Regions from separate parts of the Homo sapiens genome. Here region 1 is linked to region 2. A link is an interaction called in ENCODE POLR2A ChIA-PET data of the cell type or tissue named here. Cell type or tissue: A673. All regions are shown on one strand. Each heading gives the region's core, and the rest is flanking DNA. Links, peaks and the distances in the headings are about the cores only. Region 1 overlaps LINC00504 (long intergenic non-protein coding RNA 504). Region 2 overlaps LINC00504 (long intergenic non-protein coding RNA 504).

What was found. ChIA-PET counts read pairs that join two places held together with the same protein. Peaks named below come from ENCODE experiments on the same cell type or tissue, not always from the same donor. Only the 100,000 strongest peaks of a DNase experiment are listed, where the experiment ranks them.
Region 1: POLR2A ChIA-PET joins it to region 2 with 6 read pairs; 1 of 35 experiments calls an interaction of 5 or more read pairs at or near these places.

What each region holds. Positions count from the first base shown.
Region 1 is chr4:14,555,083-14,568,156 of GRCh38, reverse strand. All of the region lies in intron 5 of LINC00504 (long intergenic non-protein coding RNA 504), which reads left to right. Among named protein-coding and RNA genes, the nearest start is that of LINC00504, 330 kb to the left of the region's middle. In A673, for the core only: no CTCF peak of the experiment used is centred there; DNase peaks (open chromatin) are centred at 5,046, 7,266, 7,946 and 8,296; H3K27ac peaks cover 5,007 bases.
Region 2 is chr4:14,738,407-14,751,480 of GRCh38, reverse strand. The region is part of intron 2 of LINC00504 (long intergenic non-protein coding RNA 504); the gene reads left to right. Among named protein-coding and RNA genes, the nearest start is that of LINC00504, 140 kb to the left of the region's middle. In A673, for the core only: no CTCF peak of the experiment used is centred there; DNase peaks (open chromatin) are centred at 7,040, 7,680 and 8,130; H3K27ac peaks cover 4,925 bases.

The DNA of each region.
Region 1 (13,074 bases), core at 1,835-9,834, 180 kb after region 2:
CATTCATATTCTCAACAAGATTTGAGGAAATTTCAAATCATTAAAGAAGCAAGATGTTTATGAAATAAAATGATTTAAGGCCAGAAAATTTTAGAGAATTGAAAGAATTTAGAATTAAGGAAAAAAAGTTATGGAGACAGTGGATAAAACTGGATTCTGCAGGAAAAGTAAATACATCAGTATTTGAGAAGTTGGTTCAAATATAATTCCATTGTTCAAGAAAAATAACAGAAAAATAACAAAGAGAACATAAATGATACATAGAATAGATGAGAAATGAAAGAAATAATGAAATAAGGTTGAATAATTAATGTTCAAATCAGAGAGGCTCAGGCTCACCAATCAAACGAATGCCATGAGGTTCATGACTATCATTCTTAGATATAGCTTTGTGACATTCACAATAACAAGGAATAATAAAAAAGAATCTGTAATTCAGGCAGGCAAATAAAAAGGAGCCAGACCTATAGTGGCAAAAAGTGTTAAGCTGTTGCTCAACTTCTCCTTCAGAGTGCCACACCACGTAGCAAAAGACCATCATGTTCTCATAATGGTTTAAGCATGACACCATCTTTTTAAACTACTTCTAGTGCTTTCCAGTAAAGTCAGAATAAATTACAAACTTGTTGCATCTTTTCAAAGTGACAAATTCAAAGTCAAAATTTCCAAGCATTTTCCAACATGATTCCAACTTCTAAGAAAAAGGTAGGTTATATATTATGTAAACCTTTCCAAAATCAGAGCTTTTTATGAGGCAAACATAACCTTGATAACTTATAAAAGAGCACAGACAGAAAAAAAAACAAAAAATCCAGTCTAATCTTAATTTGAACATAGAGGTTCAATTTTAAAAAATTACAAAAAAATCCATCACAGTATTTTCGGGAATAATGCCTATTATTTACTTGAGGAATATTTTCGTATTAAAAATATTGACAATTCTGTATAACTCTTGGTATATAATAATAATAGCTAATACCGAGCATTTGCTGTGTGCCAGGTTCTATTCTAAATATTATTAAATCCTCATAACACTCTTTTGAGGTAGGTAGTATTACCTCTATTATATGGAAAATTGGGACACAGAAAGGTGAATAAAGTTGGTCAAGGTCACGCAGATAGTTGTGTTAGAGCCAGGATTTGAATACAGGCAACCTGAACCTAAAATCTGAGTTTTTTACCCCTATGCTGCAGAGCAGGCACATGGTAAGTATTTGTCGACCTACATTTTAGTATTTCTGGTCAGGTTGTCTATTGTTGCATGCCAAACTACCCTGAAATATTTTTTTATTTAATAAAATACATTACTGTGACTCACAGGTTTCTGTGGTTTGACTGGATGGGGCCTTGTTGGGGGTATCTCATGATGTGGTTGCAGTGAGATTGTTGCTGAGGCTGGTGACATCTGGAGGAGTAACTGAGCAGAATGCCTGGTGGTTTCTTTATGCATATGACTAGTGCTTTGATATTTGTTGGCCTCTGTGCAAAACTGGGGCTCCCAGAGGATGATGGTACACAGGTAGTCACACTCCTTGTATGGTAACTAGCTTCCCAGAAAGCATCTAGACCAATCCATGGCATCCAGAACTGACACAGCACCACTCCTACCACATTCTATTGGACAAACAGTCTGAGATGCCACCTAGATTCAAGAGGACACTAGTTGAGGGAGTAGCAAAGGCATAGTACAGGAAAGCATGTGTGACCTGCAACACTATTATTTTTATTTACAAGGAATTATGTTCTTCTGATGCAAAATCAAAGTACAGACAGTGTTGTGAGTACATTTAAGGTAGGTTAGATAAGCTATGACGTTTGGAAGGTTAGGTGTATTAAATGCATTTTTTACTTAGCTATATTTTCAACTTACGATGGGTTTCTCAGGGTGTAACCCCAGTGTAAGTCAAGGAGCATCTGTACCATAGAATGATACTTGGTGAAAAGTAAGAATTCTTCCTTCTACTTTTGCTCTCATCCAGCTAGTTTGCCCCAGCTCACTCCAATCAGCAACCACTTTTATTTCTTTATTATGTGTCTTTCTAGAACCTTGATAGAAATATAAGCAAAATCAAATGTATATATTCTTATTCTCCCTGGATTTTACACAAAAGGTGGCATTCTGCAAACACTATTTAGAATCTTATATTTTGAATAACTGCCTATATTAATATGGTAAAGAATGAAAAGGTGATGGAAGGCAGGAAAAGAAGAAGGAACAGCAGAGAAAGAAGAGAAAAATGAAGGAAGGTATATTTGTCCATTTTCATATTGCTTTGAAGAAATACCTGAGACTGGCTAATTTGTAAAGAAAAAGAAATTCAGTGGACTCACAGTTCCATATAGCTCGGGAGGCCTCAAAATCATGGTGGAAGGAGAAGGAGGAGCAAAGGCATGTCTTACATGGCAGCAGGCAACAGAGCATGTGCAGAGATACTGCCCTGTATAAAACCATGGGCCCTTGTGAGACGTATTCACTATCATGAGAACAGCATGGGAAAAACCCACCCTCATGATTCAGTTACCTTCCACCAGGTCCCTCCCAGACACGTGGGGATTATGGGAGCTACAATTCAAGATGAGATTTGGGTGGGAACACAGCCAAACCATATCAGAAGGATAGGGAGAAAGAATAGAATATTTATTTTAGATACCATATGAAAACAAAAATATGAAAAGTACATGCTAAATAATTAATAGTGGCTCTTTCTCTGTGGTGGAATTAATACTATCTTTTTTTTTCTCTTTGCTTGTTAGTGTTTTCTAAATTTTCTATAATGGGCATTTGTTACATCTGTGATAAAAATGTTATTAGTACAAAAACCATACAGCTCAATTTTTATGCTGGCTGGTATTATTATTTTTTCACTATTGTTGTTCACTTTTTTTCTAAGAAATTGACCTCCAGCCATGTGTAGATGGGAAAGAAAGACCCGGAGGCTTCCTATAGGGATTTTCCAACACAATTGTATTTAGTTAAACAAATGTCCCATACCAATCCCCTTTTCTTTTCTCTCCCTTGTGCTTTTGTCAGCTGCTGCCCTGCAACTTAAGCTCTGTGAAATCCACCATCTTACATTTTACGATGAATGTAATCATTGAGTCATGTACCTTCCATGAGCAAGGCGAGGCCCTGTAGAGGCCCTATAGAGGATGGGGGAGTCGCAGATGATGATGGGCACATATGCACCTACCTGGGCTGTATTGTGATAAGTGTCCTATTAGCACCATGAAGGGATGATTCAGGATCAGAACAAGACCCACGAATTTTGCCTGAAGGATTCAGGGCACAGTTTACATAGTGGGTGCTATTAAGTGGGATCATAGAACAACCCATTTTTGAGAAGGGTAGGATAAGGCAGTCGTGATAGGGAGAACAGCACTGAAGATGGTGTGGGAGCTGCCCAGAAGCCTGGACAAATGGTGGCAAGTGATGCTAGAAATACAGACCAAGATTCAAGAACACGGAAGGTCTTGTATCCAGACCAAGGAGTTGGAAGTTTTTCCTGCGGACACTAGAGTGACTTCCAAGGGAGAGGGGCATGCCTGTGTGACAGGCACCAGCTCTGTCTGTTTCCCAAAATGCAGTATCCCTTAATATGTGCCCTTTAAACAGATTATTTTATAATTCAAAGTAAGAAATATGTATTGAAAAGATTTTTATGAAATTTGCATTGTCAGCAAACTTAAAGGAAGACATGTTTCCCGTGAGGTTTAGATGGAAGTGAAAGCCCAGGAGTTTAGCCTAAATTTGCAGCCCTTATGGTCCACAGGAGAGAGCTCTTGTGCGTTCTGGACTCCCCTAGGAGCAACTGAGGAATCTAATACACCTCCTTCAATAAATAAATAAGTACATAAATCGCACCAAACTGTAATTCCTGGTGTTTCCTCTGCCCGACAGCTAATTTTCAGTTAATTTTTCCTGGAGGCCAGCAGGGAAGGCGAGGAGGTTTGCAACAAGGTGGGGGCCCCAGCCAACCTGGACCCATCCTGAAGGGCTTGCCTGTCAGAGATATGTGTTTAATGATTAAAAGCACCATGAAGCCAGGCAAGTACTAGTGTGTTACTTACTGAGCCTACCAGTCCAGTGCTTGGACCATATTGCATACTGAAAGCAAGTTAACTGACATATGTTATGGGGAAGCAAGACTAAGATGTGCATCCCTCAAGGACTAATCCAGAAGAGATGACACAAGCCACCATGGGTCCTGACACAGCTTCTTTCCCCTGGGGTACCCATGGGTGTCTCTGGCATGGAGGATGCCAGCTGATGGGGCAGCCTAGCACTACACTGTGAGAACTGGGTTAGCCTTTAGGTAGAGAAGCCAAAACTGTCTCCTCTGCTTGTCAGGAGCTAATTTTCTTTGAAAGCCAAGAGGGAAAGAGAGGAGGCTGTCAACAGTGTGGGGGTCCCAGCTAACCTGGGTCCATCCTCAAGGGCTTACCTGTCAGAGACATGTGTTTAATCCCTACTCCAGGACCTCCTGAGGAGCTCTTTGAATGGGGAGAGAGGGACGGTGGGAACTGCTAGAGCTCCCATAGTTAAAATCTCCCCTAATCTGATTGCCCAGGTTCAGTCAATGCCTCAGCAGCAAGTTGCTGCCCAAACAAGAAAGCTTCCATAATTCTTCAGCTGGACTTGCACCCTCCTTTTTCTGAATCAGCAAAGTACTGCGTATTTCAGGGTCTTGGAGGCAGCATGGCAGGACAGAGAACACTGGCTTGGGACCCAGATGATCCTGGTTTCCATGCTATGCTCTTGCTCTGTGACCTTGGAAATGGGTTTATTTATTTAAGGCCATGTTGCTTTTATTATTAGAGAGAGGATATTATCTAATATTGGACTGTTTTGAAAACTAGCAGAAACTAAATGTAAATGGCTGCTTTGTTATTACATTTAAGAAGGTCTTGTAAATATTATTGGAAGTCAGCCAGGTTTAAATTCAAACCTTATCTCTACCAATTAATCTATGGGTGAGACATCAGGCAAGCTTGGGATACGTGGGTGTCCTCTTTCTGCAAAATGACACTTATCTGGTAAATTGCTTGTAGGGGAATTAGTGAGCATGTAGACGGCATACCTAGTGCAGTTTCAGGCGGCTTTGGCAGATGCTCATGTGTGGCTGCTGTTCTTCTATCTTGCTGTGGTATTGTTGTCTTTTCTTCCTCCCACTCCTTAGACTGTGAGGTTCTTGAAAGCTGGAAGCCTGCCTACTTCTTGACACCTGCAATATGTTTATTTATTGAATAAATAACAGGAAGATTTGCTGAATAATTAGCTTAGCGATATTGAGGACTGAGAGGAATAAATCCATTAGTGGCTTCTTATAATATTTAGAATGCAGTTGACATTGCTTACCCCTCCCCGCCATCCACCTTACCCTTTTCTTCCTATCCCACCACAATGCAGCCACCTGATCTCATGCCGCCCAGAAGCGGCCAACCTCCTCTGAGACTCAGGCATTTGTACTATTTTCCATGTATGAAATACTGTTCCCATGGATGGCCTTATGGCTGTTTCCTTATTGTCCTTTGAAAGATCCCGTTTTGTGGAATGATCACTTCTTCAGGGTGAGTTTCCCAGGGCATGCTCTCTAAGATAGACATTTTCTCCAATTTTCTCATTATTCTTTTCTCTCATATCATTTGCCAACATTTAAGTTATATTAAAGCAAATTTTGGGTTTTTGCTGCCCATATCCCCTCTTACTTATTGGGGAAAGAGAAGCACAATTTAGTTTTTGAGAGCCCATAAGCTTTAAATGAAGCTGACTTCAGCCCAGGGCTCCAGGGCTCACATGACTGAGACCAAAGCAGTCATTGCATCCTCCCCTCTGCTCATGGTAACTGCTTCCAGGATGGGTCTCTGACTTCAAATCAGGACAGTGTAGCATAGTGAAACTCAATTCTGGGCCATAAAAAAAGTTGCTGGGGATGTAGCTTTCTCTTTCCTGTCGACATAAATCAGGAAAAATGTAGGAGCCGAAGCTGAAGTAGCCATCATGTAGTGAAGAAAGAGAAAGGAAAATAAATGTGTGTTTGTGAGTGTGCATGTGTGTTTGTGTGTGTCCTTTCATTGTGATTATCATTTGAGAACCTTGATCAATCTCTGTCTGAATTGGACCCACAGACAGTCTCTTTAGTTACAGCCAATACATTTCTTTTTCCTATCCATGTTGAGTTGGGCTTCCTCTTATAATACAAAAATTGTTAAGATAGATACCATTGTTTAGTCTTCCAACTAGACTTAAAGCTTTATGAAAGAAAGAATTATGTCTAATTTTTAATCATACCACTAGTGCCTAGTATAGTATTAGTCATAGAACAAGCCCTTAATAAGTATGGGTTGAATGTACAAATGTGGTATAATGTCAAACTCTAAGGAGAGGCTTGGTCTTCTACAGATGTAGTCCCAGTTATCAGACTTTTTGCAGTATTGGAAAGACCTGCACAAGGCTTGGTCGTGTTTCAGAATGGTGAGAAATGCAGAACATTCAGAATGCCAGCATTAGTGTGCAGGTGTTTTTTTGTTTTTTGTTTTTTGTTTTAATAAATATGTAGAGGCTGGGCGTGGTGGCTCATGCCTGTAATCCCAGTACTTTGGGAGGCTGAGATGGGCGGATCACGAGCTCAAGAGATCGAGACCATCCTGGCTAACACGGTGAAACCCCATCTCTACTAAAAATACAAAAAATTAGCTGGGCGTGGTGGTGGGCACCTGTAGTCCCAGCTACTTGGGAGGCTGAGGCAGGAGAATCACTTGAACCCGGGAGGCAGAGGTTGCAGTGAACCGAGATCACGCCACTGCACTCCAGCCTGGGCAACAGGGTGAGACTCCATCTCAAAAAAAAAAAAAAAAAGAGAGATTTGTGTGCCACGGTAGAGCAAAATGAAGACTGTGTGATGAGGCAGCTCCTGGGCTCCAACGGTGAGATAGGCATGTCCAACTTCACCAGAAGTCCTGCCTTTTTCTGCTGCTAAAATCACCTTGAGGATGCTGATAATGAGTTACAGAATCAGAATTTTCAAGTTTAAATGAACCCTAGGAATTCTTTCTATCTTATTTTAAAGATGCAAAACTTATGCTCAAATAGTATAAACATTTATTAGGACTCTCAACTTGTTGATGAGAGAAGAATCAGGACTAGAATGGACATCCAGCCCACCCACTACACCTTAGTCTTTACCATAATTTTTTATTACCTTTCCTTCCTTCCTTCCTTCCTTCCTTCCTTCCTTCCTTCCTTCCTTCTTCCCTCCCTCCCTTCTTTTCTCTTTGCCCCCCTCCCTTCTTTCCTTTCTTTCTTCCTCTCTTTTATTTCAAATACCTTCATATATGACATTTGTTTCCCTGTCAACTACATATGTAACACTGGGACTACATTTATGCTGTCAAATATGACATCATCTTTGCTTTTTTGTGCCTTGTTACATGCATCTTACAAACTATTGGAAGGTGGAAAAAAGACAAAGGACAATTATAACAACATGCAATCACTATCAAAGTTTGCTGAAACCAATTTGCAGGGCACCATGTTCAGTCTCATGATTGAGGTGGATAAAAAATGCTGATTGGTAGTCGGAGAGAAGGTTATGGAAGACTTAGAAGAGGTAAAACATAAACTGAGCCATGAATTTTGCGTCAGGCAGAGATTACTAAAATAATAAGCCTAGAGTTAAAGTGACTTTACATAATTACACATGGCAGGAGCATGGTTTATCAGATAGTTGATAGTGAGAGAGGATGCTGACAAGATATGTGGGGGTTGAGTAGAAAGCACCTTGCTGGCCTTTTAAGGAGCCCTGACATCACAGGCATGGAAGGCCTTTGGGAGATTATGAGCAGGAAAGAAACGTGGCTGGATAGGCATTATGGAGTGACTGTTTTGGCCGCTCAGATTTATGGGCAGACAGGGCTGCTGATGGTGGGGGGATGAGATAGCAGGCTGTATCAGTAATCCAAGGGGGGTTGGAGCTGGAGAGACTGGGGAGGAGGGAACAGCACAGGCTGTGATGACAAGACAGCCTAGCACTCTGATGCTTCACTACCCTCACTTGTCTCTCCTTCCCTCACCTTTAAAGATTTCTCATGTTCTGAAGTGAAATCTGGCAGATGGCATTTTAAGAAAAGATGACTTTATAGCTCCAGGTTCCAATCTGATTTGTGTATATACATATAATATATAAAAAATTTTGTTACCAGAAGGAGATAAGGATCCAGTACCTTCTTAGGTAATTAATGATTCAACATGGTGCCTTTGCAAAATGAAATTGACGCAGCTGGAAGCCTCATTTGCAGCCATAAGAATTCAAAGGACACAAAAAGGCTGATTTGTGATTGTTCCTTTTCCTCAATAAAAGTTAAACTGATTACAAAAAGCTGACAATGAGATGCTGGCTTGAGGAAGTAATGTTTCTGACATTTTCGCTGAGTGTTTACCACAAATATTCAAATTTATCATTTTTGACACTCTAGAAAAATGAGGATAAAGTATTATTTTTCTACTGCAATACTTGCTTATATGCACATTTATATTATACATAATTGATGGAAAATTAAAAGAATTCTGAGTTCCCTGTCATATTCATTTTTAAATTATGGTCTCTCATGGGAGATCTTGGAATTAAACCCAAAGAGCTTTTACTTTGAAATAGAAAATGTTTATTGTGTGGTAACATCTTTTTTCTGAAGAGAAAATGTGCCCATTATTTAAATCCTGGAAACCTTTGGTACATTCAATCTTTAGAGAAGAATTATTACCAAAACAATACTAGATAATATTTATATGGCCCTTAAAATTTGTAGATATCTTATTTTAATATTTCAATAATCATATTGATAGCACTACTGTCTCATTACACAAATAGAGAAATCTATTCATTGTTTGATCTCAGACAAATTATTGACATCTGTGAGGTTCAGTTTCCTCATCTGTAGTTGGAGGTGATTGTTGTTGTTTTGTAGGACTATGGTAAAGATTGCCAGATAAAGCACTTAGCACAGCCAGGTGTTGGTAGTGCTGGTTGATTTGATTATCACTAACACTCTGTTTATACCAGCTTTTAATTCTGACTTTCTTATTTCTCTTTTAATAAGCCTAGAGTCATCCTAAATCTCATGACTCCCTTGATACATAAGTTTTTCTTTTACAACATGTTCTTCCTGTATCTTATTTTTTCTACCGCTGGCCTTGTATACATTTTTATGAAGTTTCTCTAAGGCTGCTTGTTCAGCGTCCACTCTACCATCCTTTCCATTTACTCCAACTACCACAGTGAAACTACACGGATCTTCCAGAAAACTAGCTTTGGTTTTATTACTTGTCTGATGACTCCTCAGTTTCTACAGTTAGGAAAATATCTTTCCTGTCACTCAAAAAGTCTTATGTCTAGTTAATCCAGTTACCCTCTAATTTCTCCCCACATGTTTCTTATGAGTGATAATACAAGAAAATAATTCATGTATATAATATTTTATAAATTACAGAATTCTGTAATACCCATTTGACGTTTGGTGCAAAAACATTAACTCGCTCTGCCATAGCTATTGAAGGAATGTTTAACTATATTACACTGGGTCTGTTGTGGCTTTATCCAGTGGAGAAATGCATTTTATCTCAGATTCTTGCAAAAAATAACTATTTATAAATAGGGTACATTCCTGCTAAAATAGTTAAAATTAAAAATGTGTATACTGACCATACCAGGTGCTATTAAAGATGCAGAGCTACTGGATCTTTCAGACTTTGCTGTTGAGAATGCAAAATGGTATCGCTATCCTGGAACAAAGTTTGGCAGTGTTTTATAAAGTTAAAAAATGCATTTTATATGAGCTACCAACTCAACTCCCGGGATTAACAATACAGAAATGAAAACATTTTGCACGTAAATATTGTCACAAATGTCCAGCTTCATTCATAAAAATTAAAAACCGCAGCTTCATTTGTGCTAGCCTCAAACTTGGAAAAACCTAAATGCCCTTCAAGGGATGAATGGCTGAACAAACACATACATTCATACAATGGAATACTAGTAAGCAGTGAAAAGGAAAAGAATTACTGATATATAAAACAGCTTGGACTATTCTCAAGGGCAGTAAACTCAGAAATAAAATACCAATCTCTAAAGGTTGCATATTATATGACAACATTCTCAAAATGACAAAATTATAGAGATGGAGAACAGATTGGGAGGTTTTCAAGTGTTGGAGGAATATGTAACTATCGAGAGGTAGTATTCATTGTGCTAGCAGTTACATGAATCCATACAGGCAGTAAAATGTCAGAACTATACACACGTACAAATGAGTTTACGTGAAAACTGGTGAATTCTGAATATGATCTGTAGTTTTGTTATTGGTATAGTGCCAATGGTTTCCATGGCAATGAAAGATGCTATCATTGGAGAAAACCAAATGAAGTGGACATGGGAACTTTCTGCACTATTCTTGCAACTTCTATGTTCATCTAAAATTATTTCAGAATAAAAAAATTTATAAAACTTGAGGAGCTAGCTAAAATACTTCTGATGCCATAACAAAGGCTAAACAATTAATTATATAGAGAACTCAGGCACAACTCTCTGACCAGCACAGCAGTGAGCAGTAGCACTATCTTCATTTTCATTAACAGATAGATCAACAACCAGCATGTTAGAAGGAAGTAAAGCTTTTTTAAAGAAGAAATTAACTGATAGAGGCTTAGTATTTAAAACGTATATTTTGAGCAAACACATATGTTTATCCTAATAGCTTTCTAAAACAAGAAGTAGTTGTTTTCACACCTATAGTGTGGGACAAATTCAACATGATCTAGGATAGAAACAAACCTGAACAAAGCCAGAAACATGGCAAGCCTAAGTTCTAATACAAACATAATTTTAGCTGACTTAGAGGTCATTTTCTGTAAACTGCTTCCAAACTTGTAAAATATGAGAAAGGGACACACACGCACACACACACACATGCACACACACACACACACACCAGACTCTTACACAAAACAAATTGGTTCAATAGACTAAGTAAACCCTAGCCTCTATTGGGGTGATAAATGCCATAGCTAGATGATTTCAAAAGCTTTTTTAGAGAGGAGAACTCAGAGGCTACCAGGACACACTGAACAGTCTCCAGAATTTGTATATAAGTTGGTACTAAAACCTATATAGAAGTAGAGATTTCTAATTACAAAGCGTGAGTTTAACCTTACTCAGTAGATCCTTTGACATTCATTCATTAACTTATTCATCCATTTATTGAACAAATATTAATGGCTTATTTTTATGTGCCATGGCCTAAGCCAGTAGCTGGGAATACAGCAATGAACAAGACAGCAAGATCTTAGGAAGCCACTAAAGTGGAGGGAAGCGTTACTCCGTAATTACAACAATAATTAAAATTGTGACAACTGCATTACAAGGACTGGGCATGATAATACGAAAATACATAACAGGAAAGGTGGTCAATTCTAGAGTTAATTATAGCATCCTATGACCAGGCTTTTCCACCCTAAAATTCAATTTTCCCCTATAACTGGCTGTTGTAAAAAGACAGCAGTGCTTCCATGGAATAGACATGGTACACAAGAAGCATCTCATGCCAGTCATGATCCAAAAGAGCAGAGGTCCATAAATGGGTGGAAGAGTCAGAGGCTATATGCTGGTGATAGGGAATGAGGGTATGAAATTTCCTTCAGAAATAAAGAAAGACAAGTTGATGGTTCCTGTAAGGTCTTTTGGGGGTAGCAAGCCTAATGCTTTAGCTGATCAGAGGCAACACTGTATTCTCTGATGAGAGACAACTGAGAAATCAGCAGAGCTGGTATTTGAAAGCACAGCACACATCACTGAAGAGAGCAGAGAGGAAAGGTATTTATTCTCAGGAGCATGATATTTGAGCAGGGAACCAGTGACTAGAAGGAGAAATTTTCTACCTAAAGCTGAACTTGAAGCCTATGGATTAATACCAGCTAGTACATATGACTTTCCCATCCCTGAGGACTCCTTCAGCCTCCCACCTAGCTTTTTCTACTTTTATCCAGCAGGATACATATAGGTAGTTCTTAATCCATCCAGATTTGAGGCAGGAAAGGCTTAAGCTGTGTGGGCTCTTTTGGTCAGCTTTTGAGGGTCTGGTTGATAAGTAGCTGTTTCATTATAGAACACAAAGATAAGCTGGTCCTTCCAGTGTGATATCCTGTCTGCCAAGGATTAAGAACAAGTCCCTCAAGGGACAGCAAGTGGCCACACACTATGTGCCACTTAAAAATATCCTTCCCAACCAATCCTGAACACCGTACACGGAGGGGCATATGTTTTGCCTTTACTCAGTATGCCTACTCAGGATACCAAGAGCAGTATTCGTTAGGATGGCACCAAAAGCATTTCAATGATCTCTTTGTCAAAGTTCTCATTGCATTTTCTTTGCAAAGGCCATGGGTGTCCAGAGGTCATTGTGAGTTCCGAAATTTGAGAATAGCCAATATAAGCATGCAGGTCAGAGTGCCCCAGCCCCATCATGAACTTTCTCATACACAATTAAACTAAAATTTAATATGATACATGAAAAGGCAAAACACAAGATGAAAGTGCCAAAAGTTTTAGAGGAAGAGTTTATTGCCAGGTTGGGTGAATAGGGAGAGCTTTGAAGAGGGGGTGGCACATGAATGAAGCATTAAAGAACGCAGTTAAGAGGCCATGGAGTTGTGTCACTCAGAGCTCCCCGCAAGAGGACCTGCTACCAAAAGCACAATGGATTGACAGCCTCCAGCTGCCGAACCTTATCTTCAAACCCACTGCAGCAGTCACCTGAGGCCGTGTTCACTTACCTAGGCTGTTCCCAGTGACTATTGGAGCATAGTGGGGCTACTATCATCGGGACTCCTCTAATGGGCAACTCCTGCTCATGGACTCCCCATAGACCTGGTTGAGACTTTCTCAGAGTTGCTCTGTGGTCCAAGCCTCTTCGTACCCCATTTTCTTTCTTCCTCCTTTCTTTTTTTTTTTATTATACTTTAAGTTCTAGGGTACATGTGCACATTGTGCAGGTTAGTTACATATGTACACATGTGCCATGCTGGTG
Region 2 (13,074 bases), core at 3,058-11,057:
TCTGTTTTTTGAAAAGAACACATTGTACTTATACCATTATCTCTTTCAGCCTTCAACATGGGCCTGTTGGGTAGCAGAGGGGAGGTATCCTGCATTTACATACTTTCTTGGAGAAGTGAACTGACTTCCTCAATAAATAGTGGAGTTCTCTACAGTTCTACACACTCTCATCTCCTGAAACCCATGGGTCTTGGGTCTTTTCTATCTCACAGTAGACAAGTGACTCCCTTAGCTTAGTGACTTACAGTAGTGGGCTGGTGAATATTGAACAACAGGCTCTCTGAGCAGCTTTTACTAATTTGCATGGTGTGAATATTCCCACCTGGCTGACTTCAAACCATCAGCATGATGTCACTGAATGTAGACTTGGGAAGAGACTTATGCATGCTGGGTTCTCCTGAGCCTAAGGGTTCAATGACCCCATCAGGCAAACCACAGCCTAGGCCCTGGTTGGGGGAGTGGAAATCAATTCTCTGGAAGTTCAGTCCACATGGTCATTTATGGTGTGTCTTACACAAAGAGTATACTGAAGTTCTAATGCTCAGTACCTCAGAATGTTAACTTATTTAAAAATGGGGTTATTGTAGAAGCAATTAGTTAAAATGAGGTCATACGGGAGTAAGGTGAGTTTCTAATCCAATATGACTGGCATCTTTATAAGAAGATAGCCAAGTGAAGACACAAAGACACAGGCAGAAGACTATGTGCAGATGGACAGAGAGATCAGAGTGATGCATTTTTGGGCTGAGGAACTCCTGTAACTACCAGAAGCTTAAAGAGGCAAGGAAGTCTCATCCCCTAGGAGCTTCAGAGGTAGCATGGCTCTGCCAGCACCTTGATTTCAAGCTTCCAACCTCCAGAACTGTGAGAAGATACATTTCAGTTGTTTCAAGTCATCTAGCCACCTTATGCCTGCCTTAGGAAACTAAAGGTCCCTGTGCTTTCTTATACCCTGCACCCCCTGGTTTGAAATATGACTGCCTTTGGGAAAAATCCCATTTTTTTGTGTTTTAAGGTTAAAGTGATCTCTCATTCCACTCCTTCCCCATTTAGATCATGTCATAGGAATCTAGTGCAATGAGCTAAAATATAGGAGAACCCATTGGCTTATAGACCTAAGAAAGTTATATTAGTTAAACACATACTAGGTATCAGGTGCTATACCACTGGTTTTTCATGTGTTGCCACATTTACCTTAATCTTCACAACAACCTCTGAATAGGTATAATTATCCTCATTTTACAAATGGGAAAACAGAAGCTCAGTGATGTTAGGTAACTTGCCTAAGGTCACAGAGCTGGTGGACAGCAGGGAAGACAACTTGGGTGTGGTGAGCAGTCACAGATGCAACACCACATCTTAGTGCTCCACCCTGTGGCTGATTCGTGGGAGTCCCCATAGGCTACAGCTGCACAAACACCTCAGTGAATGCTCCATCTGTGCCCAGAGACAAAATGGGATTTGAGGAAAGGAGAGGAAAGGTGGAGGGCAGTCGATTAAATAAGTAACCCTGCATCTCCTTGGTGAGCTGTTCCACATGGGGTGGTTGCCATTTCCATGTGGCAAATAACAATGAAGGATCCACAGTGATATCACAATATGCTAACCTTAATTCTTCATGTGCATGCAGCACTGAACATCTGTGACAAATTTTCTATTAAATGGTTCTTGTCTATTCACAGGCTCTGGAGCCAGGCAGAGCTGGATTCAAATTCCAGCCCTGAACCTTATCAGCAGTAAGCTGCTTAATCATTCATGAGTTGCTTCACTTCCACCTTTTGTAACCTCATAGGGTTTTTGGGAGGATTCAATTAGGTGAATGGAGTGTGTGCAGTGCATAGTAGGTGTCAAGGAGAAACGCTGACTGCCAACTCCTTGGCTTCTTATGAAGGAGTTTCCCTCAATACTTCTGACCTGTGCCACAGTTTTCCTGCCTGCAGAGTGCATAGCCATGATGGGAGATCATGCTGGGAAACAGGAGAGAAACAAATTGACCAAAAGTTCCAAGTATGTGCCTCAGTTTCCCCATCTGCCTCCCCTGGATCCATGATGCACCATTCTGCAATTCTCATCCCTCTTATGGGTTGCATTGTGAACCCACAAAGAACATATTAAATTTCTAACCTCTGGTACCTGGCAACATGGCCTTATTTGGAAATAATTTGGGTCTTTGCAAATTTGATCAAGTTAAGATGAGGTCATTAGGATGGGTCCTTCCTCCAATATGACTGGCATCCTTCTAAGAAGAGGAAAACACCATCTGAAGACAGAGGCACATGGGGAGAATGCAACATGACCATGGAAAGAGGTCTAAATGCTGCACCTTCCAGTCAGGGAAGCCCAGGGCTACCAGAAGTTGGAAGAAACAAGGAAGGATCCTCCCCTAAGGGCTTCCAAGGGAGCATGGCCTTGCTAAAACCTTGATTTCAGACTTTTTCTCTGCAGATCTGTGAGACAATAAATTTCCCTTGTCTTAAGCCACCAAATGTGTGGTATTCTAAGGCAGCCCTGGGAAACAAATACCCTCCACCGAGGTGCGTGTTACCTGGTGTTAGTGAATGAGTAAACGAATGAAGGAATGAGTGCCTCTGTGTGTGGTTGCTCTTGGCCAGAATGGAGATGAGGGCTGTTGTAGAACAGGAAAGTGTTTTTCTATTAACACCTGAGGTGAATAAGTGTAAGTAGGGCACTGTGGAAAAGGAAAAGACAAGGAAAGGAACCAATGTATATTGAGCACATCCTATGTGTTTGTTCCTCCACCAGGTGAATTGCAAATGTCTCCTTTAGTCTGTGAACCCTGTAAGGTGGGTGTTGTTATTCTAGTTTTCCAGATGGGAAAACTTCAGTTAGAGAGAGTAGACGCTCAGCTTAAGGTCTAACAAGAGAGCAAGGGGCTGAGCAAATTCCAAACAGGGGTTGGTCTCATTCCAACATCTGCCTGTGATATTTCTACTTGATGCAAAGCAATTGAGGCAATAAAAATCAAGTTGTAGCAGGTAAAATTTCAAACAGAGGTTGCAATTATGAGTAGTCATTGCACTTGTCCTGAAATCAGGAGGGAGGAGAGTCTTGATGGAGGCATCCAGTTAAGGCATAGAGAGGTAGCATAGCAGAGTTTATGTGGATGGGTCTGGAGCCATTCTACCCGGGTTCCAATGCCAGCCATCTCCACATTAACTAGCTGAGTGCCTTTGCCACATTACTCCTTCTATTTTTAGGCCTCCTGGCTTGCCATGTGGCAATAACAGGGACAGGGACCATAGGGCTGTAGTGGGGACTAAATGATCATCACAAAAGAAGAAGTTAGAACCGAACTTGCTACATACTGAACATGACAAAGTGCTTGTTGCTGCTATTATTTTTTTATTACTTAAAATGTGACCCGTGCCAGGTCTCCTCCTCCCCCTAAATGACTGTCTCCTTTGCGTGGCTCTCAGGGCATTTTGCTGATCTGCTCTCTGCCACAGTGACTTCCAACACTTGAGCCAAGCTGAAATATTATGTTTCTAATTAGAGAACTGAGTGCCATGTTGGTTCATAGTGCCTTTCCTGAAGCTTTTGGCTGTAATGTTTCACAGCCATTAATAAGGAAACAATCTGGAAGAGAATTTGTAGTCGTGACTTCTAGCACTGATCCAAAAAATGTCTCTCTGGTCCCCAATGTGTGCATATCTCTCTGTTGGTTCACTGAAGGGTGTGGGAGTGCTCCTTTCAGAGCAAGAGCACAAGCCTCACACCCAGCTGGTTCCTGTTCCCAGGAGGACTGTGCATCTCTGGGAAACTCTCTAAATTCTGAAGTAATTGTCCTGGCGTCCCTGTGTAAACCATGTAAACTGAGAAACCGTTACTTAAACCTGGGTGGTCAAGCTGTCCTTGACCATGTTCCTGAAACAGAGAAGGAACCACAAATGACCTGCCTTCACCTAACTAGTCAACCATATTTCTTTCCTTTCCTGGGATGTGCTTATCAGAAAGACAGAGCAGACCCAACAGATAGAACCAGTCCAGCTTTGAGGATTTTGCTCACAGAGTATTGTGCACAGTAGTGGTATTACTATTCGGGGGCAAGGACTGCAAATCTCTCTCTCAAATGATGTTGTTGCCTTTCTGGCCTTGAGGGAAAGCCCCAAGCCACCTTTATAAGTTTGTCTTCTAGGACTTGTATGCTTCAAGTTAGGATTTTCAAACACAAAGGTCTCTTATTTAAATGGTCAAAAAATTTTACAAACAGTGCAAAACTTGCTGGATTTGGGAAAGAGGGAAAGGAGAGCCTGTGTTGGATATGTAGTATGTTTGAGAGCTGGATTAAAATGTGAGGATATAATAAAGATACAGAATAAGAATTATATTAATGTCCTCCAAAGAAACAGAAAAAAATTGGGTATAGATACACATTATATACACATACACTAAAAATATAGTGTGTGTATATATATGTACACACATATATACATATACATATACACAGAGTTATGGTATATTGGGTATAAAATAGGGCATATACCCTGTTTTCCTTTTTACTTTCTTTCATATGATTATCATGTGTCTCATATGATTACCATATGTGTCTCATATGATTACCATGTGTCTCATATGATTACCATATGTGTCTCATATGATTACCATATATGTCTCATATGATTACCATATGTGTCTCATATGATTACCATATGTGTCTCATATGATTATGGAGGCTGAGAAGTCCCATCATCTACAATCTGCAAACTAGAGTTCCATCATAGCTGCTGGTATAACTCAGTCCAAGTCTGAAGATTTGAGAACCAAGCGGGCTGATGGCCTAAATCCCAGATCAAAGGCAGAAGATTTAAGTCTCAGTTCAAGCAAGCTGTCAGAAAGCAAAAGAAGTGAATTCCTCCTTCCTCTGCCTTTTTGTTCTTCTCAGACCCTCAGGGGATTGGATGATGCCTACCCAATTGGGAGGGTGTTCTACTTTACTGAATCTAGTGATTCAAATGCTAATCTCATCCGGAAACACCGTTACAGACACACCCCAAAATAATGTGCAATCTAGGACCCCATGGTTCAGTCAAGTTGACACATTAAAATTAAGCATCACTAATAATGTTAATAATAATAGTAATAAAAGCTCCAGGGAAGGAAAATAGTCTACAAGAATGTTATGACCAAAAATCAGATAAACATTTTAAAAAGTATAGATTTAAAGACATGAATTTCATGCAATAGGTAGACAAAGATAAACACAATGAAATAGAAATTATTATACATATAACAAACATATGCAAATATAGAATGCAAATACACACACTCCTATCTTCATACCTGATACACTCACAAAACAAAGAAAGTTCTATATTTTGCCAATTAAATAAATTTTGAAAAGATTCGATGAACTCTTTTCTGCGCCTTCTTGTTTCATTTTAATATATTGTAGATATTTTTATATTAGTATATACCATTTTCTTTATATCATTCTAGGACCTTCTTTTTAATGGTTTCATGGTATTTATTATATACATGTACCATGATTTATGTATACATCATCTATTAATGAACATGCAGATTATTTTCAGTTTGGAGCATTTTATGTTTTAAATTTCTTTTCCATGCAGTACTCCAATGAATATTTTTAGCCATACATCCTTGTGTGCCTCTGTGGGTATATCTGTACACAGAAATTATTTGGAGCAGAAGGTCTGAATTAAAGGATATTTCATTATAATAGATATTGATCTTTTGCCAAATTGACCTTCAAAAAAGTTATGCCAATTTGTACTCTCATTACCAGTGTGTGAATATACATTTCCTCCAAATCTTGCCAAATCCATGTTTTGAAATCCCTTTTACTCATTGCCAATTTGATAGGTAAAAATAACTATATCCTGTTGTTTTAATTTGCATTTAGTAAATCATTGAGAGAAGTTAGGCTTCTGTTTATATAATTCTAAACAATTTATATATTTTTCTGAACTGAATACTTAATAGGTGAACAATAAATATTTGTGGAGCAATTATATATGCTGCTTATGTTATTATTCCCTTTATTAGTGTGAACTCTATAGCATGACAAATTAACATCCTTTCATATAGTTGTTATAAGTTTCTTTTTTGTTTTCTCTTTGTCTTTTAATTTTGTATGTAGATTTTTGGTGAGAAGACATTCATAAATTTATTTTTTACTTTTTAATGTAATCACATTTATTATTTTTAAATAATTTATAGTTTTTGAATATTGCTTAATGTTTTATTCCTCTAAATAAACACAATGCCCCTAATAGGACTTCTTTTCTGCCTCTGACGATTCCTTGTGTTATTCCTAAGTTGTCCTGTTGCTAATAGGTTTCCTTTTGCTTCGCAGGCTCTCTTCTCATCCTCTCTGCCCATAAAATTACCTGTATTTAGGGAAATTAGGTGAATTCTACTTGCTCATAGAAGCTTTATAATGTGGTACATGCAGAAGTGACTCTTTGTACAAGGTACTGTGGGAACACAGTTTGAGCCTCAGAACATTCTGGAAAGTATCCTGGAGGTAAAAACCTACTGCTACAGATAGTATTAAATGTCAGACTAAGGAAACTGTTTTATCTCCTATAGGAGTTAGAGCAGGGCTCACTGGTCTTTGCATTTTATGTTAGGTGCTAGCTCTAGGCAGGAAGAAGGATATTAAAAGTCATTGATTGATCTTGCTTGGTGGACTCTCTTATGGGAATCCCTAGTTAGACATTTTTTGGGTAGGTTATTTCTCCATTTGGTACCCATTGCCCATGGTTTGGGCAGACCCAGAGCCTCACTGATCTTACAGGGCTCCCTGGAGCGTGGCCTCAGGAAAACAGGCTGTGGTAGATCTGTCTGCTGCTGGGCAAGGTTAAGTGAGTCCTCTGGCAGTCATATGCCTTGGTCTCCTGGTGGGAGCTAGTGCTGCTGTCCACTCAGCACACTGCTTCCTCTCTTTGCATATGATAATAGCATTCTTTCACTTGAGGACCGGCTTTTCCCTCTCTGTTGTTTTACCCAAGGGGGCAGATAACGCTAGTGAGGCTAAAAATTGGAATCTTGGCTAAAGACCCACAGGCACCCAGGGTTCTTGGATCTTTCCACAACGAGAATATCAACATCAGTTTCCCCATTCCTGAACACCTTATTACATCCCCAGGGGTCTGAGATTGTTCAGGCTTCCTGTGGTTGCACACACTACCACAGTAGCCATCCAATAAGCACTTTTCTCCCTTCGTTTAAGTTATACTCAGATTCTGTTACTAGCTCTCTAGAATCTTAGCAGATGCAAGAGCTTACCAGTGTCGATGGATACATGGAGCAGGAGACAAAGCCCTGGCTGTGCTCAGTACATCATCATTTTGGGGAGCTCTCTATGTTAATCTGAGGCCACAGAAGGCCTTTTGTGAATTCTAGACCACAAAGCTAGGAAGACTGGGTCCCTTTACCATATCAGCAAATTGAGTTTCCTGGAGGGTTGAGGACTTCATAGGATGGAGGGAAGGAGCCCATGACAATTTTTGTAAGATGGCGATTTTGCCCAGGCTGATTGTGAGCTGATTTTGGGGACTCTTGCTGGTTTCTTGGAGTTAGAACCAGGAAGCTCTCATCTGTTTGTGATTACAAGGCTCAGCGTGCCCCACTAAAGCCCCCCTGGCGCCTTTCCTCTTCGGAAACACATTCAGCACATTTTTAGAAACCACACTGAGAAGCCCTCCCTGAGAAAGTGACTACACACTGCTTAATATTCTGAAAACATAAATAGCTGCTGAGAAGCCAGTCACAAACTATTTGGGAAAGCTGACTTGGCACTGGGAGAAAGCCAGCTGTTGCTGGCATTTGATTGGCGGAGATTATAAAATTTCTTGCCATGTCAGGATTGTCAATGAACACATATTAAGCTTGTTCCCCATCTTACACGCTGAAGCAGTCTGGTTAAATTTGTGTTCTTTTGGACATTTGGAGAGATAAGGAGTGTTAGGATGGATGCATCTCTCCTGGTACCATACGTTCTCGGTTGAATCATGACCCCTCAAAAGATATATTGAAGTCCTAATCCACAGTAGCCCAGAATGTGACCTCATTTAAAAATAGTGTCTTTGTATATATCATTAGTTCCGATGAGGTCATACTGAGATAGGATGGACCCTTATTCCAATAGGACTGGTTTCCTTATCAGAAGAGGAAAGAGAGACACCCAGGGAGAATGCCATGTGATGACTAATGCAGAGATTGGAGTGGTCCAGCAGCAAGCCATGGGATGCGAAGAATTGGTGGTTGCCAACTCCAGACACTAGGAAAGTCAACGAAGGATTCTCTTTTACACATTTCAGGGGGAGTGCGACCCTGCTGACACCCTGATTTTGGATTTCTAGCCTCCAGAACTGTAAAGCAAACAATTTCTATTGTTTTAGGATGCCCATTTGAGATACTTTGTTTCAGAAGCCCTAGGAAACTGATATGCCGTGGTTCTAACCATCTCCCTGCCCTACATCGGACTGGATCTCTCATTCCCATTCTTTCATTCATTTGTTCATTAAGCATCATTAAGCATTGACCACGTTTTAGATTCAGTTTTGAGTGCTGGGAATACGTGGTTAGAGGCCACAGTCCCTACCCTCAAGGATCTGAGAAACTTGGGAGGGAATAGACATGCACCTACCAATAGATGAGTCCTACTGTGCCTTAGATTCTTAGCATTTTTCCTCCTTTATTGAACTGTAAGTTAGGATGTGTGTGTGTGTATGTGTGTGAGAGAGAGAGATCTTTAATCACCTTGATCTAAACTCCTCAAAACCTATTCTTTTTCTTAAGTGTTTTATCATGAAAATTTTTGAATAAATATACAAATTAAACTGCATTAATCACCCTTAAATTTAGTGCCTGAATTCAATGACTGTTAACATTTTGTCATATTTGGTTTTAATACCTGTGTTTTAGTTTCTTCACATATATTGTATTCCAATGGGAGTAGTAACAATACCCAGCTCATGGGGATGTTGTAAGCAAGAAATGTATCCACATGTAAAAAGTAATTAACACAGTGCCTTTCAACATGTAAACACTCAATAAATATTGGTTCTTTCAATAATTCTCTCCTAGAGTTCTTGGAAAATAGTAGGAGTCTTATTCTCACAAGTAGGGCTGGAGTGATCCTTATGTAGGTGAATCATGGGAGGATTTTGACCTTATTTGATTCATTCTCCAGCGTTTGCCCCTTTAAGGCATGTGGATTTCTGTACCCTTTGAAGCAGTACCTGGCACATACTTGGCTCATAAGAGGCATTCAGTAAATAGCTTGCTGAATGAGTCTTATTTGACATGCTGCTATTTGTTCATGCACTTATTCACCTGTTCATTTGGCAAATATGTATTGAGCATCCTTTTTGTGCTAGGCATTTGACTCTGTGCTGAGGCCTCATTGATGAATAAGACAAAGTCTCAAGAAACTTAAACTTAGTCTTGTTGATAGTTGATTTTGAATTCATCTTCAGTTTTGTATGCAGCTCATTATATCAGCTAGACTATAAAAACTTTGTGACCAGAGACTGATTTCTACTTCTCTTTTATTAAAGGCAGGAATCATGAGAAGGTTAGCATGCATTAAAGCAAGGCTTTAGAATCACATGAAAATGCCAAGACATCAAAACTTTTCCATTATGTTGACAACAAATATTTCATTTTGCCTATCTTTATCTTAATACCTTTCTTTGTCAAGTAGGAATATTATTCACCTGAATGTTTTAAGAGTAGAATAAGAAAATGTAATGAATTCATTAGATAACATTGATTTGAAATTAATTCAATGAAATTGAATTACATAATGAAGTAATAGTATGTTCTCAGTGAGTGTATTATTTTTTTATCTGCTCCCCCTTTCTTTCCAGAAATGGTGAGTTTGAGGATATCGTAAAAGAGGTTGCTTTGTTCCTTTTACAATTTTCTGGCAATGGAATATATGATTCATTAGAGTACCTGTAAGAATTGTTAATGGCTGAATGGTACCCCCGGCCCCCACCCCAACATTCATATGTTGACGTTTTAAATCCCAGTACCTCAAGCTATAACCTTATTTTGCGATAGGATGTTTACAGAGGTAATCAAGTCAAAATGACATTATGAAGGTGGGCGTGAATTCAATACGAGTAGAGTTCTTTTAAAAAGGGGAAATTTGGAGACAGACACATACACAGGCAGAATGCCATGGAACAAATTCTTTCTCGCAGTCATCAGGAGGAACCAACCCTGCTAACACCTTGATCTTAGACTTGTAGCCTCCAGGATTGGGAGATAATAAATTTCTGTTACTTCAGCCACTCACAGAAGTAAAATCTAAACTTTAAAATGTTGTGGTGAAAAGCAATACAACTGAGAGTCTATGAGCTTATCTAAAACAACAACAACAACAAAAAATTTTTGAAAACAATAGCAGATGTGAAGCCAGGAAAAATTTCCTCACTATTAAAAGTTCCTTCATTTTTTTGGACAGGACACTAAGGGAAAAATGAATGATTTTCTTTTTTTCTTTTTTTTTTTTTTTGAGACAGCATCTTACTTTGTCACCAGGCTAGAGTGCTGTGGTGCAATCTCTGTTCACTGCAACCTCTGCCTCCCTGGTTCAAGCGATTCTCCTGCCTCAGCCTCCCAAGTAGCTGGGATTACAGGCATGCACCACCACACCCAGCTAATTTTTGTATTTTTAGTAGAGACGGGGTTTCACCATGTTGGCCAGGATAGTCTTGATCTCCTGACCTCGTGATCCGCCTGCCTCGGCCTCCCAAAGTGCTGGGATTACAGGCGTGAGCCACCACGCTGGGCCGAAAAATCAATGATTTTCTCACAGTCTCTGTACATCTGCTTTTCTCTGGAAGGTGTGGTTTCTGCTGTGTTTGTTTTCTGAGTAGGGGGAGCGTAAGTTACATGTCTCCATTCTGGTACTGTGGAAGAACACATCTGGCTGTCACAAGATGACATAAGAGCAAGTTAAAGTGACAAAAATTTAATATTAAATCTTCCAATTATTTTTAAACTTTAATTCCGATGACTGTTCTAAGTCCCAACTAGACAGTGTGTTGTGATAAGAACACACAAGATGCGGATTTAAAGTAAGTGGCTCTGCAGTGACCATTTAGAGCCATATGACCTCGGGCAACTTGCTCAAAATGTCTCAGCGTCCATTTTTAAAACTGCAAACTGGTGGTAAAAATAATATTCACTTATCCATTGATCTATGTACTCACTAAGTGTTGAGCATGTACTATACGTGATTATACTCTAAGCACTGCAAATATAACAGTAGACAAAGCAGCAAGGTCTGTGCCATCTCAGACTTTACATTTTAGTTGCAGAGACAGGCAATGGATAACTAAACATAATTCAGAGAGTGACATGAACCCTGAAGAAAATAGAGTGGGGTAAAGGGATGGAGCATCACTGGGAGGTAGAGATATAGGGGACTAGTGTTTCAGTCAGAGAAATTGGAAAATGTAACATGTCTGATGCTGGAGTTAAGATGGTGTGTATAAAGATGGCAAGAAGCACAGTGTGGCTAGAACGTGGAAATCAAGGATAGACACATGGTTGCTGAGATAGGAGGGAGAGGCAGGGGCTGGATCATGTGGACAAATGTAAGGGGTTTGGATTTTATTCGTAGTGCATCAGGAAGCCACTGAAGTAATGAATTAATGTGTTTATTTTTCCCTGTAACTACTGTGTGGGCAAGTTTGGAAATATGGATACCAGTTCTGGGGAGACTCTAGTATCTAGGTTCTAGAAGGACAGATTGTGTCTGATCAAATTTCAGACATGCTTTAAGCTAGATCAAAAGGATTCATTGATATATTAAGTAGGAAAAGAGAGAAACAGGAATGTCATCTGAAGTTTTGGATTGAGCAACTGTTATTGATCAAATTATGTATCTCCCCATGTCCAGCATTTATATGTTGAGGTTCTAGCCACAGTACCTCAGGATGTGACTATATTTGGAGACAAGGTCTTTCAAGAGGTAATTAAGTTAAAATGAAGCCTTTAAGGTGGACCCTAATCCAATATGACTGACAATCCTTATACAGAAAGGACATTTGTACACACAGAAAGACACCAGACACATGTGTGTGTGCACAGAGAGATGACAATGTGTGCACAAGGAGAAGTCCACTGTCTGCAAGCCCAGGAGAGAGGTCTCAGAAGAACTAAAAGGGCAAACATCTTGATCTTGAGTTCCTAGCCTCAGAATCAAGAGCAAATAAATCTCTTTGTTAAGCCACCAATCTGTGGTATTTTGTGATGGCAACAGTAGCAAACTAATAAAGCAACTGAGAAGTACTGTTGCCATGTATTAAAAGAAAACTGGGAGCAAACACAGGAGGTTTGAATATGTGTGTGTGGAGGGATGGGGTAGTGGTGGTGAGAAATCAAGAGTTCTGTTCTGACCTTGTTCAGACTGAGATGCCCACTAAACATCCATTTGGGGACTCCTGGGGGCAATGAGACTCATCATTTTGGTGCTTGGGAGCACTCAGCATATACAGTAATCCCATTTTATCCAGTTTCCTTTCTGTGGTTTCAGTTACCTGTGGCACAGTAGAAGAAGATATTTTGAAAAGGAAGGGAGAGAGAGAGAGAGAGAGGCCATATTTATATAATTTTATTATAGTATACTGTTATACTTGTTTTTTTATTATTATTGTTGTTAATTTCTTACTGTACCTAATTTATAAATTAAACTTTGTCATAGGTATGTATGTATGAGAAAAATCATAGTCTATATAGGATTTGGTACTGTTCATGGTTTCAAGCATCCGCTGGGAGTCTTGGAACATACTCCACGTGGATAAGGGAGCACTACTCTAGATGGTATTTACAATCTTGGGGGCATGACTGAGATCACGAGTGAGGCCATGGAGAGAGAAGCATGAGGACTGTGCCCTGAGGCACTTCAAGATAGACATGCAAAAGAGATTGTTCAGGTGTCATTGCTGAGCTAGGAGGAAAGAGTAGGAAAAGGGGTGGTGCCCTGAAAATCGAGTGAAGGAAGTATTTAAGGAGAGAGGAAGGAACCAACTCTGTCAAATGCTGTGGAGATTTGGAATAAGGTGAAAC